Regions from separate parts of the Homo sapiens genome. Here region 1 is linked to region 2. The links are chromatin contacts, found by Hi-C or POLR2A ChIA-PET in ENCODE. All regions are on one chromosome and are shown on one strand. Each heading gives the region's core, a stretch centred on a gene start or an enhancer-like site at or near the end of the contact. The rest is flanking DNA. Distances are from core to core; before and after follow the strand shown.

Region 1 (2,700 bases), core at 146-2,645, 57 kb before region 2:
GTAGACATGGGGTTTCACCATGTTAGCCAGGCTGGTCTCAAACTGCTGACCTCAAGTGATCCACCTGCCTCGGCCTCCCAAAGTGCTGGGATTATGAGTGTGAGCCACTGCGCCTAGCCCAGAGCCTACCATCTTAAGCATCTATTGTGCTTATTTTTCTGAGTATTCACCTGAGCCCCTCCAGAGATAGGCCTCGGTTACCTCTCTCTCCTACGTGATGCCTGGCAGAGCACCCTGCGTGCTGGAGGTGCTGGGCAAATGATTGGTGAAGAGTTCTAATGTAGGAGTCAAGAATATTTCTACCAAGAAGTTGTGGAATCTTAGGCAAGTCCCTTCTGTCCTTCTAGGCTCAGTTTCCCCATCTATAAAGGCTGGGGTCATGGTAAGGCATTTCTAAGTTTCCACCTAGCTCTGGGTGAATGACTCTCCTGACACGCTTCTAGGCTCTTTGCCTGCACGCCACCCCAACTCTCCCTGCCCGCCGTCCCACCATCATCCTGTTTCTAGACTGGAAATTCCATAGATTATAAAATTCCAAAGATAATAGAATGCTGGATTAAACAATCCCAGCTCCTCTCTGCACAGATGGGGGCTCTGGGGCTTAAGGAGGGGCATTCTTACCTGAGGTCGCCCAAAGCTCTCTGTCTTGCCCCTTCCTACCTCCACATATTCCCCCAGCCCATGGAGGGATGTTGGGGAATCCCAGAGCCTCCCCCACCTGGCTTTCTAGGCTGCAGCATTTATAGAATTGGTCTGCTTGGCTTTCAGTCAACTATGTGCCTCGTTTCTCTGCAATACTGGAGAGGGTTGGGGACGGGGGGGCAGGGAAACAGGAAGCCCCCACCTTCAGAAGCTGCAGATGGGGGAGCTGAGTGCTCTGGCCCACCATCTGTGGGGCAGCTGGGGCACGACTGGGGAGAGGCAGCCGCCCTTGACCTTGTGCAGCCTACGCCTGGCTCTGGTGGAACTGGGTGTCAGGAACCCCTCCTTGAACACTCCCTCCCAACCTCTGTCCAATTCCCACTGAGCTTGTGGTTAGACCTGGTTAGACCCCACAAGCCTGGGCTGGGGTGAACATCGGAGGGTGTTCCAGATTCCTTAGAGACTGCTGGGTCCCAGTCACTTACAGAACAGAGGGAGAGACCGAGGCTGGGGATTATGAGGTGGGGCTCAGAATTGGGACTCAGTCTCGATGCTTCCAGGTTCTGTCGCGTGCCAGGAGACAGTGTTTGGTGGACTGCAGGGGAGGGCAGGAGGGCTGATTATTTTGGAAGGAGGGTCACAAGAGGCACTGAGAAACTCCCCAGGCTCAGTGTGCTCTGGACACTGTTCCTTGCCGGTGCATTCGGAGAAGGGGAGGGTCCCAGTTCAGGCATCAAGGAAGAGAGGAAGAGGGAGGTGCCTTGGTTGGAATGTGACAGGCTGCAGCTGGGAAGCTGGCCTCAGAGAGGGAAGAAGAAAGCAGTTCACACACAGTTAGCCCGATGAATCAAGAGGGACGGGGAAGAGGGCAGTGTGCCTAGAGGCTGGTGGGGTTGGGAGGACCACTGGACCCTTGAGGGTGCCTCTCCTCACCTCCTATGCCCCAGATTATTCCTGCTAGACAAAAACCCTCAAGTATTCCCCGGCTCTTAGGGCTCTATTTATATTACTGTGCTGGAAGACTCTAGGCCAGGGCCCTTGCTGGAGAAAGTGGACATAACAGGACCCAGCTGTTATCGGGGAACTTGGATATGGCCTGGGAAAATCCAGCGCCATGAATAAACTCTGGACTTGAAGCCACCAGGCCCTGGACCCTGATCTCACTTGGCCACAAATCTGCTGTATGACCTTGATCAAGCCTCCTGGACTCTCTGGGTCCAGTGTTCCCAGGTGCTCTGTGGTCTCTGGAAGACCTTGAAAGCTTGGAGCTTGCAGGTGTCTAAGGGTCTGATCACGTGTTGTAGCCACAGGAGAGGTGCACCTTTGTTCACAAGAGGTCAAATACATCCTTCTTGAGCTCTCAACTCCAAAGACTCATACAAAAGTCCAGTTGGGGCCAGCTGCCGTGGCTCACGCCTGTAATCCCAGCACTTCAGAAGGCCAAGGCAGGAGGATTGCTTCAGGCCAGGAATTCGAGACCAGCCTGGGCAGCATAGCAAGACTCCATCTCTATAAAATAATAATAATAAAATAATAAAAATAATAAAATAAAAATAATAATAAAATAATAAAAATTAGTGGCCCATGCTTGGAGTCCCAGCTACTCAGGAGGCTAAGGTGGGAGGATCTCTTGAGCCGAGGAGTTTGAGGCTGCAGTGAGCCATGATCATACCACTACAGTCTAGCCCAGGCGACAGAGCAAGACCCTGCCTCTAAAAAAAAAAGTCCACTTGAGACTGGAGGAGCCCTAGAGGGTTCCCCGGAGGAGATGGCACTTTGAGCCAGGCCTGAAGGATGGATCAGGTTTCAAGCAGAGGAGATGGATGAGAAAAGATGCTGCCAGATGAGGGAACAGCATGGGCAAACGCAACGAGGAGAGAAAGTACCAGATACGTGGGAGGGAAATGCATAGCTAAGTGTGGTTTGAGCCTGAAGAAGCTGGGAAGGGCTGACGGGGCTAGGCTGAGAGATGTGGAGAGGTGGTAAAATTTAGGGGTGAAGGACTTGTGCTCCGAGGTCAAGGTCCAGCTCTGCCTCTTAGCAGCTGGGTGATCTGAG
Region 2 (2,700 bases), core at 44-2,543:
GCCTCATTTGCCGACAAAGCTCTGATGAGGATCTGGGGTTCCTGATGCCTTGTAAACAATAGTGATGTTATCAGTAACAGCAGTGGCTGTCATTTATTGAGTGTCACTGTGCATCCGACCCTTTCTGAACTGTTTCTTTGAAGGCTGCCAACTACCCCAGGAGTGAGGGAATTAATATTGCTCCCATTTTACAGATGGGCAAACTAAGATTCCGAAAGTTGAAGTGACTTGCCCAGGGTCCCATGGTTAGCAAGTGCAGGAGGCAGAGTTTGAATGGTAGCTCCTTCTAGTTGTCCAGGCAGATTTTATGCACATGCTTCTGAACTTTCCAACCATCCACAACCAGCGGGGGAACGCAGGGGGTTCATGGAAGGTGGGGTCCTCACCCCTGCCTCCCTGCAACCTCTTCTCTTCCACAGGGCAAAGTCGGAGACAAAGGATCCATTGGGTTTCCCGGGCCCCCTGGACCCGAGGTATGTGATGCCCCATTTCTCCGTGTCTGGCTGCTGCTGGGACTCGGTCTTGTCCTTGGGAAACTGAGGCCCAGGGATGGGGAAAGACTTGCTTTAGGTCACACAGGATATGAGAGATGAGGCTGAGAGGAGAAACTCCTAGATCAGCAATCATTTATTTTCCCCTTCTGCTCTTCTGCTCTTACTCAGGGGCTCTCAAAAGTCAACAGGGCCAAAAGGTGGCCTCAGAGTCCTCTGCCAACTTTGTGGCCACCGCAGCTTTGTGATTCATGAAAGCCCTCTGTGCGCCACTGTCTGGTCCCTCACAGGAGCTTCCCACATTCTCCACTCAGAGTTCCCTCTCCAAGCCCTGGAACTTTCCTAGCCACCCACAGCCACTCTGGAACGGTTCAGGGCTCAGAGCTTCCGGGTATGGGGAGCAAGAGGTAAATGCAAAATTCGGGCTTTTGAATGAAGAATGAGAAATAAGGATAGATTTAGCAATTAATATAATAACTCTAGTTGAGTCAGGAGAGAGCCTCAGGGTTTCTGATGTGTGTGATCATTGGCATAGGTAGGCTACACCTGAATGATCAACTCGGAATTCACATGTAATGTTGCGAAGCAAGCTGGCTGGGTTCTTTTTGACGCCCCCGTCTTTAACAGGGGTCTCGTGTCTAGAGAGCTGGGCTGAGCAGGAGCCAGGGCTGCCGTCCCTCTCAGGATCATTGGCACCCAGGCCAACCTCAGTTGGAGCCCCCCACCCACAACTCCCTAGCCTCCAGGTCTTGCTCACCCATGAGGTCTCTGCATCCAAGACAAAAGTGTGGCTCTGTGGATAGGCCGGACCCTGCCAAAGATCACTTCTGCTATCACTCGGATGGATGAGGAAATGTTTCCTAAAAGCTACAAGTTCTGACTTTCCACTCTGTTGACTTTGGCCATGACACAGTCCTATCTTTAGACAAATGGACTTGGCCTCTCCTCCATGGCCCCAATTCCCTCCTCTGGTCGCTGGAAAAAGGCTTTTCTGAGAGTCCAGCTTTCCCAGCATTCTGGCCCGTGAGGGTGGAAGGCATGCTCCCTCACATTTATTAGGCACCTCCTGGTGCCAGGAGGCTGTGCAGTGTCCTCGAGATGAGAACTTGCTGAATCGCCACGACAGCCGCATGAGGGGGATATTACCACCACCAGTTTACAGTTGAAGAAACTGAGTCACAGAGCAGGAAAGTGGCTTCCTCAGGGTTGCTCTGCTATGTAGGAACAAATAAGGTCTGCTTTGGCCCTTTCCTGGGTCCCTGGACAATTTAGCCATCAGCCTCTCCCGTCTTTGTGCTCTGTTTTGATTGGCTGACTCTGTAGCCGAGAGATAGCTCTGCTCAGCTGAAGGGGGAAGCTGATAAGCGCGGAAGCTGATAAGCGCGTCAGCACCCTGCCTGCTTCTTTCCCTGAGACCATGGGAGGGAGCTCCAGCTCTCCAGCACCCGGGTGAATTATCTCTCACTCATCAGTGGGTTATATGCAAGTGAGCATCAGGATTTGCTCAGCATCCCGACTGCTAAGTTCTCACTTAGAGATGGGCCCACCCCAGGCAGACTTCTTTTCCCAGAGTACAGGACCCAAAATCATTTTGGATGCAGATTTTTACTGAGCACTTGCAACTTTGCTGGTTCCATTTAAACTTAAGACTAGCCCTGTAAGGGAGGTGTTACGAGCACCATTTTACAGATGAGGAAGCTGAGGCCCAGAGAGGCTAAGGAACTTGCCCAGGGTCACACAGGAGGAGGGCAGGGCTCTGGGAACTGCGTAACAGGTCTCCAAATTGTGCAAAGACCACTGTGGGGAGAGGGAGTCCCTGTGCTCTGTGGGGCCCTAAGGAGGAGCACGAGGATATTGCAGGGAAGGGAGGTGATTCCGCTCCATGTGGGAAGAACCTTCTATTGTACAGTCATCCCAGGGGAATGGCCCTCACTGGGAAGCAGGGAGCCCCCATGGGTGGAGTGGGGCAGAGTCCAACACATGTGGCCAAGATGTAGGAAGGACTTAAGCTTACGATGACTGGAGCTGAGGTTAATTAAATCAGTGCTTTTCAATGCTTTCAAAGTCACAGCAAACCCAGAAAATCATCCTCTTTGCAGGATTACTGCAGTCAAAAGACAAGACTTCTCAGGGCAAGGCGTGGCTGGCTCTGGGGAGCAATGTCCCCAGACACCCATAATTCTGACCCAGTAGCAGCACCGGATTTGAG

What was found. A loop is a pair of places that touch in the nucleus more often than their neighbours do. ChIA-PET counts read pairs that join two places held with the same protein, here RNA polymerase II (POLR2A). Pooled maps may share reads with other maps.
Region 1: a map of left ventricle myocardium inferior shows a loop between it and region 2 (3-fold over the local background). The contact joins two enhancer-like sites. A Hi-C loop is called at or near these places in 16 of 168 maps with a recorded cell type or tissue (HepG2, IMR-90, PC-3 and 10 more), 1 of 37 single-sample maps with no recorded cell type and 14 of 50 pooled maps. POLR2A ChIA-PET finds 5 or more read pairs at or near these places in 5 of 52 experiments (BJ, HepG2, OCI-LY7 and 2 more).

What each region holds. Positions count from the first base shown.
Region 1 is chr9:114,180,021-114,182,720 of GRCh38, forward strand. The region is part of intron 4 of COL27A1 (collagen type XXVII alpha 1 chain); the gene reads left to right. Among named protein-coding and RNA genes, the nearest start is that of COL27A1, 26 kb to the left of the region's middle. Within about 2 kb of position 1,396, at least 9 of the 41 ENCODE cell types and tissues checked have a DNase peak (open chromatin) inside an H3K27ac peak, as active enhancers do; they include heart right ventricle and left ventricle myocardium inferior, where a contact is called at or near this core.
Region 2 is chr9:114,237,243-114,239,942 of GRCh38, forward strand. It overlaps COL27A1 (collagen type XXVII alpha 1 chain), which reads left to right. Exons shown (of 61, transcript NM_032888.4): 19 at 420-473. Among named protein-coding and RNA genes, the nearest start is that of MIR455, 29 kb to the left of the region's middle. Within about 2 kb of position 1,294, at least 6 of the 41 ENCODE cell types and tissues checked have a DNase peak (open chromatin) inside an H3K27ac peak, as active enhancers do; they include heart right ventricle and left ventricle myocardium inferior, where a contact is called at or near this core.